2 separate regions of the Homo sapiens genome follow, and region 1 is linked to region 2. The links are chromatin loops, found by intact Hi-C in ENCODE. Cell type or tissue: dorsolateral prefrontal cortex. All regions are shown on one strand. Links, peaks and the distances in the headings refer to the core of each region. The heading gives the core; the rest is flanking DNA. Region 1 has its middle 29 kb from the start of TBPL1. Region 2 has its middle 11 kb from the start of SLC2A12.

What was found. Hi-C counts contacts between places; a loop is a spot of excess contacts. Peaks named below come from ENCODE experiments on the same cell type or tissue, not always from the same donor. Only the 100,000 strongest peaks of a DNase experiment are listed, where the experiment ranks them.
Region 1: it touches region 2 in a loop (2.8-fold over the local background); 74 of 110 quality-filtered maps call a loop at or near these places.

What each region holds. Positions count from the first base shown.
Region 1 is chr6:133,921,862-133,927,246 of GRCh38, reverse strand. No RefSeq gene overlaps it. Among named protein-coding and RNA genes, the nearest start is that of TBPL1, 29 kb to the left of the region's middle. In dorsolateral prefrontal cortex, for the core only: CTCF peaks have their summits at 2,911 and 3,112 (motif pointing left); a DNase peak (open chromatin) is centred at 3,116.
Region 2 is chr6:134,061,311-134,066,695 of GRCh38, reverse strand. No RefSeq gene overlaps it. Among named protein-coding and RNA genes, the nearest start is that of SLC2A12, 11 kb to the right of the region's middle. RefSeq lists an enhancer at 5,007-5,385. In dorsolateral prefrontal cortex, for the core only: CTCF peaks have their summits at 777 (motif pointing right), 2,465 and 2,669; a DNase peak (open chromatin) is centred at 2,675; H3K4me3 peaks cover 342 bases; H3K27ac peaks cover 1,563 bases.

The sequences.
Region 1 (5,385 bases), core at 135-5,134, 140 kb after region 2:
TCCGAATCTCCCATAAATGTATATAATTGGTGGAAGCTATTCATAAAGATAAAACTAACTTGAGAATCTGCAAGATGTAGATTTTAGCTGTCCATCCTCTTCTGGGAATGACAATGGCAATCAGGTGGTGACTCTGGAAAAGGCTGGTAATAAAACTGAGGGTCAATTCACTATGTCTACTTCAACTAGCAACAAATAGTTGAGAGAATATACTACAAAAATGGATGATATTGACAGAATCCACAAAACAAACAAAGTACTTAGGAATACATGTAATAAGATAATTATGTTACATTAAAGGAGATTTAGATAAATTCAGAGATATACTATTTCAATAGATAGGAAAACTCAATATTTAAAGAAAAGTAATTTCTTCTCAAATTGATCTATACATTCAGTACAAATTCCAGTCTAGATCCCAACAAGATTTTTAGAGGAACTTGACAAACACTCCTGAAGAAGATCAAGGTTGGGAAGAAAGGTTGGGAAGAAAGACTTGCTCTTTCGATGAGCGGAATTCATTAAAAGCTATATGACTGCAGGATGAGCCACTGGTGTAGGATTAAATAAATACATTGACTAGTAAAACAGAATCGAAAGCCAAAAATCAGACTCACTTACATATAGAAACTTGGTGTATGTCAGAGGTTATACGGTGATTCCAGTGGGGAATGGGTAGATTATTCCACAAACAGTGCTAGGAAAATTGGTTATCTATATAGAAAGTAAAATAGGACACTTACTTTACATCAGATAGAAAAATTAATTTCAGGTGAATTAAAGACAAGTAAGAAGGAAAAAATTTAAAACTTTTTAGAGAAAATATGAAAGAATATGATCTCAGGATTGGGACGTATTTCTTATATAAGATACAAAAAGTATCAATCATCAAACAGTTATATTATACAACATTAGTATCCTTAATCCATGAAAAAAAAATAACCCGCCTTAGATAAAGTGAAAAGACAAGCCACAAACTGGAAGAATGTATTTCTAACTTACATAAATGCCAAAGTGTTGGTGTAGTGTCCAGTTTCTATGAAAAACTACCATAAATGAATAAGAAAAAGACAGAAGACCCAGTAGAAAAATGGGCAAAAGACATTAAGAGGCATTATATAGGAGAAACACAATAATATGATAAACATGTAAAGAAAAAGTAAGGAAACATGCTCAATTTCATGTTATTAGAAATAATCAGAATAACCCATTCACCAGGAGACAATATACAAAAATGTTCACAGCCACGTTGTTAACAGCAAAAAGTATAAGCAACCCAAAAGTCTCTTGAAAGTAGAATGCATAAATTGTGGTGTGTTTATACAAAGGAATGTAATATAGCAGTAAAAATTAATAAATGAATGCTGGAAGCAATTACATGGATTAATATTAGCAATTTAATATTGAGAGTGATGAGTAACTGGGAAAAACTACATAGAGTATGATACTAGCTCAAAGACAAGCAAAACTGAACATATATGCAAAAGCTCTTTTGAAGCAATGCAAAAAAACCCTCAGAAAAATAAATTTTCAGAAAGTAAGATATAAACACCCAATTCAGGATAGTGTTTTCTTTTGATGTGATGCAGGGGGATGGGATAGGTGAAAAGTGAGACTTTGGGTCATTTGTGATGTCTTTCCTGTTGTATTATTTGTCAATGCAGCACATTCGTTAAAGTAAAGCTAAGACAAAGATTTCTCTGATCACCATTATTTCTCCTTGTTTGTTCTAGAAGTTCTAGCCAATACAGTAAGATAAGAAAAAAAACTGATAGATTAGTAACTAATAAAAGCAGAGTTAAGTGATTTTTATTAGTACATGATGGTATTGTCTGAAAAACACAATGAAATCAATTAAAAATATCCATCAAAACTAATAAAACTTCAATGAAATAATTGGTCATTAGTATCACTATCTGCCATTTGTCATATATCTACCACGTGCCAGCAACTGGGCTCAGCACTTTATATTCATTGTCTCAGAAGCAACCCTATGTGTTACATTTGTATCTCCACAAAGATGAGGAAAAGTTTTAGGTTGAGTAACTTGGGCAAGTGTCAGGACAACAATTTGAACTTGCTTTGTCTGATTCTAAAACTTCTGCTCTGAAACACTTGATTACATCGTCTCCAAATAAATACTGAAGCTAAGATATTTTCTCCATCACAAAAATCATCAGTGATCAGGAAATTCATCCGTGGAAAAATACTTGAATATTTTCAGTGGCAAGCATTATCAAACAAGGATAGTATCTTATTTAAAAGTACACAGATCTCAAATGGACAAAATCTGTAGGCAAAGTGAACATGACTTTCTCTCCTGAACAATATTGCAGAAGACAAAATTCTTCTCCATCTCCCCCTTTTTTTAGACATTATGCAGATGGCTACCTTTCTTTTAACTTATTTTTTTCTCCAGAGGAGTTACAATATTGTTGATCAGTAATTTTTTCCCCCTGAAACTATGCCTTAGTTGGATGGGGGTGGTAGTATATTTCTCCTCTAAGCAGAGTTGCTTACACTAGAAGTTGATGCTAATTTTCTTCTGAGATGGCAGTTTTATGCGTAAGAGTTGGTTTTAGCACATTTTCTAGGGTATGGAAATTAAACACAGAACCAGTGTTTTCTAGCTCATTCATAAATTCCATCATAATCTTTCTTAATTTTTTTTTGTCCTGGAGACCTTCATACTTTCAAAGAGTTTTGATGAGGTCGTTATTTTCATACCTTTCATTTGGAAAATGCTGGAAGCGTCCTCAGCCTGCACTTTCTCTTACTATTTCACCACTCTCTGGAATGTGCCTGCTGAGCTTGCCCATGAAGTTTTTGGCCCACCAGCCTCTTCTCACGTGTAAGCCCAATCTTAGCAGGTTCAACTTTGCTATCAATTCAGCTTTGAATCATGAATTAAAGCTAGACGGAACTTTACAAATCACCTAATTCAGTTTTACAAATAAGGAAAATACCACTTTTTCTACTAGTTTCCTCCAGGGCATGGTTCTGCCTATTTGGTTTCTGAGGATTCTCCTTTCCTTTTTTCCCTAACTGGATACCTACAGCAGCAGTCAAGATCCCTATTGTGAACATACAGAAAAGGAAATGAGAGACAAGGCTGCCACCATGTGGTGTAACAGGTGAACAGGAAGGAGGGGTTTATACAGAGAAGCATAAGAATTGGGAAGCTTATGAAAGGTGAATGTCCATTCATTAGAACAGTAATTGTCAACCGTTTATAATTGCTGTCATGACTCGGTGAGATCTACAAGTTTCTGAAATCCTCCTTATGGTACATCAGGAACTCCTGGACAGCCATTAGACCTAGCCATGCAGCTGCCTTAAAACTTAGGAAGATTTTATAATTGACAGATGTCCATGGATTGAGAGGTCTATAGAAGGCCCTTAGGAATATTTTTTATCTAAAAGTAGACCTACATATGTTTAATTTTATTTTATAAAATCAAATTAAGTAAACCAATATTATGGGATATTACACTATTAACCTTCTTTTTTTTGTGTTCCCATCTTTTTTACCATCAGATAGCTTTGGCATGATAGTCATATTCTATACATGAGATTATTTAATTAAATCGAATTTAAAAAATGCTAAGTGAAGCAAGTATTTAAGAAGTCAATATTTAAATAGGTTTTGCTTTCAGTAGTTACATAAGTTGTATTCTAGTTTGAGTGTCACAGAAATGGGCATGAGATATATTTTTGTTAAACATAAGAGGGAAGCACAAGTGAACTCACTGCTCGAGTTTCATAAAAGCCACTCTGTAGATGTGATGCTCCCAGCAAGCTGACCCAGGGTAAGAAGCAAGGCAATGAAAGATCAATCCACCAAAAATACTGTAGCAGCTGCTATCCTTGTCCTAGACAATCACAAATTGCTCATGGCATGTACCCACATATCTGCACTACTTCACCCAGAATCAGTGAGAACGGGCAGGGGGCAACATATCAGCGGCTCTTCCTCTGCTAATCTAAAAGAATTAGAAATAGGCTGCTCCCTATAAAATTGCCTGACATTCTTAAAACAGCCTAATAATCTCAAAGGAGCAATTTCCTTTATTAATTGAAAGCAGCTGAAAAATATATTAGCCTCATTTTATATTTTTAAAGCTTAAATATCTAAAGTATTGGAAACAAAGAAAACTGTACATCAGAGGGGAAGCAAAAGGTGACTAGATTGGGCCCTGGCCTCATGGCATGGTCAAGATGTTGAGCCGGCCAGGCGCGGTGGCTCATGCCTGTAATCCCAGCACTTTGGGAGGCCAAGGAGGGTGGATCAATTGGGGTCAGGGGTTCCAGACCAGCCTGGCCAACATGGTGAAACCCTGTCTCTACTAAAGTTACAAAAATTACCCAGGTGTGATGGCATATGCCTATCATCCCAGCTACTTGGGAGTCTGAGGCAGGAGAATCACTTGAACCCAGGAGGGTGGAGGTTGCAGTGAGCCGAGATCGTGTACTCCAGCCTGGGTGTCAGAGTGAGACCCTGTCTAAAAAAAGAAAAAAAAAGTTGAGTCCTGGAGTAAGACTTATTTGGACTAAAATACCAGTGTCACCGCTTAGATGATGACTTTGGTGAAGTTATTGAACCCCTCCCGTCTTCAGTTTCCTCATCTGGAAAATAGCCTGTCCTCTGGGTTGTGGCAAGGATTATAGAGGTAAAGCCATGCAGAGCACTTAGCACAGTGTCTAGCATTTACTCAGCACTCCATAAATGCTAGGCTAATAGAATCACCCAGAACTAGAGATGTGAATACAGCTAGATTCTGAGCACACTCACAATGAAAGTTAAAGAGAAAAGCTTAACTTCTATTGCATTTTTTAGACATTTACAAAAAATATGTGTCATCCAAAAAGCAATAGTTGAATGCCTGCAGGATTTCTCAAAGGCAGGACCTTAGTTGAGGCACCACATTTTCAGCTTAGAACTTGGAATTTCTTAGCACATCACATCAAAAAATTAGTCCCTTTGTGAAAAGTTCGTCCTGAGTTAGTGACTAGAGCACCAATATTCTAGTCAAATGATCTTACATTCAGAGTTTTAGATTCATCACTTACTAGTTGTGAGTTCTTGAACTTCAGTTTTCTCATATTGTAAAGTAAGAATAACGGCCGGGCGCGGTGGCTCATGCCTGTAATCCCAGCATTTTAGGAGGCTGAGGCAGCCGAATCACGAGGTCAGGAGTTCAAGACTAGCCTGGCCAATATGGTGAAACTCCGTCTCTACTAAAAATACAAAACTTAGCCGGGAGTGATAGTGGACGCCTGTAATCCCAGCTACTAGTGAGGCTGAGGCAGAAGAATCGCTTGAACCCGGGAGGCGGAGGTTGCAGTGAGCCGAGATTGCGCCGCTGCACTCCAGCCTGGGTGACA
Region 2 (5,385 bases), core at 262-5,261:
AAATTAACTCATTATCTAGTTCCCTGATGGTGGCAAATGTGAATATACTATACATTTTTAACTGCCTACTATGGTGTATAAATGTTTTGCCATGTACAGAAAAAAATGGAAAGTATCATTGAGGATAAGGAATGATAAGATTATATTTTATATTTAGTGGTGTTTGATACTCATCTTTGTCCTATTTTTTTTTTTTTTTTGAGATGGAGTCTCGCTCTGTCTCACCCAGTCTGGAGTGCAGTGGCATGATCTCGGCTCACTTCAGCCTCCGCCTCCCGGGTACAAGCGATTCTTCTGTCTCAGCCCTCCGAGTAGGTGGATCTACAGGTGTGTGTCACCACTCCTGGTTAATTTTGTATTTTTAGTAGAGACAGAGTTTCACCATGTTGGCCAGGCTGGTATTGAACTCCTGACCTCAGGTGATCCGCCCACTTAGGCTTTTGAAAGTGCTGGGATTACAGGCGTGAGCCACCGTGCCCGGCCTTTGTCCTATTCTTCACCAACCCCTCGAACTTGGACAAGCAGATTCCCTTGTCGGTCCTTTCTCAGGGTGGGGCAATGTGAGAATTGCATCTGTAGGGCCCAGGCCACAGCAGCACCTGTTCAGGTTCTGCAGCACCAGTGATACAGACTTAACTAATGTTTTTTGATAATTTTAAAAATTAAAGATAACATGAAAGTAGTAATTCTACTACCTAATAATTAGCGGTTTGCTTTGTAAACTAAAGCCACTGAGTAAGTCACCATGTGGCCAACCACTTAACCATGGAGGGGGCTCAATTTCTCTACCTGTCAAAAGGGGGCGCTGAACTAGAGTCTCTGAGGTCACTTTCAATCCTTACATGTTGTGATTCCTAGTGATGTCATTATAAAGCTGAAGAGAAGAAATGATCAGGAATCATTTTATTTATTCAATTATGACTGCACATCAGAAAAAAAATATTTCAAAGCCCTAGGGTGGTTAGGCTGTGGGTAGAAGACTTTAGAAAAATGCAAATCTCCTCTTCCCAGAAATAGTCTTCTGGAATCCAATCAAGAAAGGTATCTGAATGTTGCGCTTCCGAAAAGTGCTCACTCTTTGATTAACATGTTTACTAACTCCTTTTCCTTAGGTTTCTTAGACTTACCAATCTTTGAACCCGAATTTTCTCTTCTTTCACTCTCAAATGTTTAATTAAGGGGTAGAAGGATCATTCTGAGAAGAGGAAAGTGCAGTTTGCATGAGATCAAATTATTATCCATTAAGTAGATCTAGAGTTGATTGGGTTGTGGAAGGGCTTAAAATGAATTGTGATGAAGGTGAAGTTTGGGGAGAGGCTAGACTCTGACTGCTGGTGAGTTTGTTGGTGGAGCACTCGGAACAGGGTCTGGGGGAGGCCACTGCCACTGCCGAGCTGTCCAGCATGGTGGATGGGTCCCAGTTCTTTTACCTTTTTCAGAAGGCAGATATAAGGTGTTGCTTACGCCTGTCTAGCAGACATTCAGAAAGCAATAAAAAGAACCGTTTTCATCCAGCCAGTGAGTCCTAGATAGGAGCTCCAACAGTGAGGAATTTAAAAGGCTCACCTGCACATCAGAGCTTCCAGAACCCCAGAATCAGTAAGTTGTTTTGAGAACAGATTGTGAGAATACATTCATTTCCAAGTGCCCAGGATAACAGAAAATTTTTTTTTCTTCTACCACTTTACTTCTCATCAGTAAATACCATAGATTAATGATGACTGAAGCGGCAAAGTACCTCAGCCTGTCTAGGCCACTCTATGTTGCTCTGAAGTGGGGCAAGACTCTGGAATTAGGAAAAAGTGCTTAATTGCCACTTACAAGTACCTGTAAAGTTAGAGCAGCCAGGAAAGGGATGGAAGTACTAAAAACTGCCTCATGACATTTTCCTTTTTTTCTGTAGAAATTTTTAAGTGTTCCATTTCTTGTGAACCATCACAGGATAATGACAGCTCTAGATATTAAAAATTCCATTAAAATTTCTTCCCCGAGTGAATACCCTTCCATGTCCAGGGTAACCCCTAGTGGTGTATTCTGTGACACAGACTCTGCCTCCAATGTCAGCACAAAACAGAATAAAATAAGAATTCTGGACATAGTGAAAATATGAACCTGAAGAGGTCATTTATAACAAAAAACAAAAAAATCCAAGTGTCCTTGCTAAACAGAATTTGGGATCTGGGAAGCTGTGAAAAGTTGGTTGTTGGATGTGATGTGATAAGAAAGCAGTCTTAGATCAAAGACTTCAGTCTTTAAGATTCACATTTAGAAAGGAAGAATCTTAGAGTCAAAGAAAGGTCAGGCACGAGTGTAATGAATATAGTCAGGCTGGAAGAGTGTCTGGTCCTTCGATAAGAATGCCTCACTTATCTTCCTCTTTGTATCACCCTGCATTGCACCAGGCACATGGTAAGCATCCAATATTTGGACGGAGGGATAAGTTTCTAAATGAACGCCTGTGCTCCCTTCGCTCTAGGGCCCAAACACACCTGGGCAGGCGTAGATAGAGTGCAAACAAGCAGCTAATAAGTCACAAAAACTGCACAAAGCAGTTGACAGGAGCAGCTCTGAGGATTCAAGTGACTCTCTCTTTCCCTAATAGACTCTGTTACCAACTTGCAGGCTCCCTCTTCTGTCCATTGCACTGGAAGCCTGCTCTTCCCTCCATCTATCAAAAGGGGGCAGCAGACAAGAGAAAATTCAGGTTCGTGGCCTACTGTGAGCTGAGCAACCCCACTCCCACGAAGGACTTAACGCAGATTTCCCAAACTGTGTTCGTTTAAACGTTAGCAGGTTTTTTTTGGGGGGGGGGCAGGGGGGACAGGGAAATTAAGAATCCAAAATTTAAAAGTGCGAGGAAATCTACGCTAAAACTGTTTACACATGTATACAGCAAAATTTCTTAGACATGAAACTTTTTTTATGTCCTGAGAACAGCATATAATGTGAAGAATTTCTCAAAACTTTTTGAATGATGAAACAGCCTCCTCATTTTTTAATTCCACAGAATATCTATTAACATCTCAGTGGTCATACAAGCTCTGCAGAAGATGAGTTTGGAAGCTCTGTCCTAGCAAGTCCCGTCCTATTTTCATGCTGAAGCTGATTCTCTCAGCTTTCCAGTATCGGCTCTCTTTCCCAACAGGGAGAGAAGGATCGCAACTTTGACAAATGCCATTTCATGGAGTAGCCTCTCTGAAGATGGAGCTTGAAGAATGGAAATATACCTCAATCCTTTACACTTGCACTTTCTTCTCCTGGCAGCTATCTCACCACTCCTGGGAGGTAAGGGCAGCCCCCAGATTTTCACCTGGGAGTTAAAAGATCTCACCAGGGGGCTCCAGTTGTGTATGGGCCTCTATGAAATGCTGAGTCAGGCCATGCTATTGTAACTAGAGATGCCTGGACCTTTCTGGTTTTTCACCACTGTTTCAGTTGCCAGTCTCCTGTCATATGCTGCTTCTATCCTTATTTAGAAAGGGAGAGCATGGTTTGAATGGATAAACAAATGGACTAAGCATTAACTTGATTCTCTTCTACAGTTGCTGTTGCTGTTGCCTTGGTGAACGGTTCATATTTATATAGCACCTTAATAGTTTTTAAGATGTTTTCAAATACTTCAACTGATTTTCTCTTAACTAAAATCCTTTGAGAGAGTTTATGTTAGGGAATCTTTGCACTCTGGGTAACACTAGCTAAAAATGAATTTGTTGCTTGGCCTTTGGTTCATAGAACTGAAATAAGAAGAACTGTCTCGGGGAAAAAACAGAATAGCTCAGGAGAAACATGACATAGAAACTGATAAATAGATGGTCTTTTTTGAGTTCTGCCATTGGGAATGGCTGTTCTATTCGGGTGTAGTCTAATGCTACCTCTCAAGACTAACATTTTAGGGATAGAGTATCTAATTGTCATTGCAGGTAGAGAGTGGTAAACATTAATTGACAAGTACATCAAATCCGCATGCAATATGCAATCCCCCCTGCCCTGACCCTGATAAAAAAATTACAGGAATATTGCCAAGAGGAGAAAGCTTTGCTTCTGGGCAAGCAGTTGACAGCTTTGTATGAGGCAAGTATATGTCTCCCTGTGTTAGAGATGATGAAACTGGACCTAAAGGGATTATAAGACTTGCCCAAAGTCATGGATAATAAAGTTCCAACATTAGAATTTATATTCTCTTACTCCTGAACCAATATTTTTTCTCTTTCTCTTTTTTTTTTTTTTTTTTTTGACACAGGGTCTCACTCTGTTGCCCAGGCTGGAGTGCAGTGGTGCAATCTCGGCTCACTGCAACCTCTGTCTCCCAGGCTCAAGTGATCCTCCCACCTCAGCCTCCTGAGTAGCTGGAAATACAGGCATGCACCACCACAACTGGCTAATTTTTGTATTTTTTGTAGAGATGGGGTTTCACTATGTTGTCCAGGCTGATCTTGAACTCCTGGGCTCAAGTGATCCACTTACCTCAACCTCCTAAAATGCTGGGATTACAGGTGTGAGCCACTGTGCCCTGTCCCAGCATTTTTTCTATTATTACTATATACTTCTATGGAGTCCCTTGGATGCAGCAACAGCTATCATTTATTGCAGATGACTATGGTCAGATACTGTTCTAATTACTTTCTATATATTAATTCATTTAATCATCACAAGAAGCTTATGAGATGGCTGCTATTGTTGTCCTTATCTATTAGAAAAAAGGAAACTGAGGCATTAAAGAGGTTCTAGAGCTTGTAAGTGGTACAGCCAGAATTAGAACCAAGACTAGGCCTAGAACCTACTTTCAAAAGGATGCTGCAATGAAACAACATAAGGTTGATCAGAAGTTTGATTGTGTATACCCTTTTCTTCTTCCTCCTTTTCTCCTGGATTTCTTTAAATACATATTTAGTGAGCAACTCAAGGTTTCAGACACCATGCCAAACTCTGAAGGAGTATGAACAAGGTGATCACGACCTTGTGCTCATGGTGTTGACACACTAATAGGGAAAACAGATTAGTGAATTATCACAGCACTCTCTGTTTAATGCTCCGTCTGTGAGAGCAATATGTGCCCTGGGAGCAGAGAGGAGAGCACTTGGCCCAGCCCCGGGGGAGGGAAGGTCAGAGAAGACAGAAGTGCCTTGCAAATGGGGATGGATAGGGAGTGAGCGGGGATAGAAAAGAGGATATCAGTCAGTCCCTCAGCATAGAAGGGCAAGTGTAAAACACAGCCAGGGCCGGATGTGGTGGCTTATGCCTGTAGTCTTAGCATTCTGGGAGGCCGAGATGGGTGAATCACCTGAGGTCAGGAGTTCGAGACCAGCCTGGCCAACATGGTGAAACCCCGTCTCTATTAAAAATACAAAAAATTAGCCAGGTGTGGATGCGGTGGTGGGCACCTGT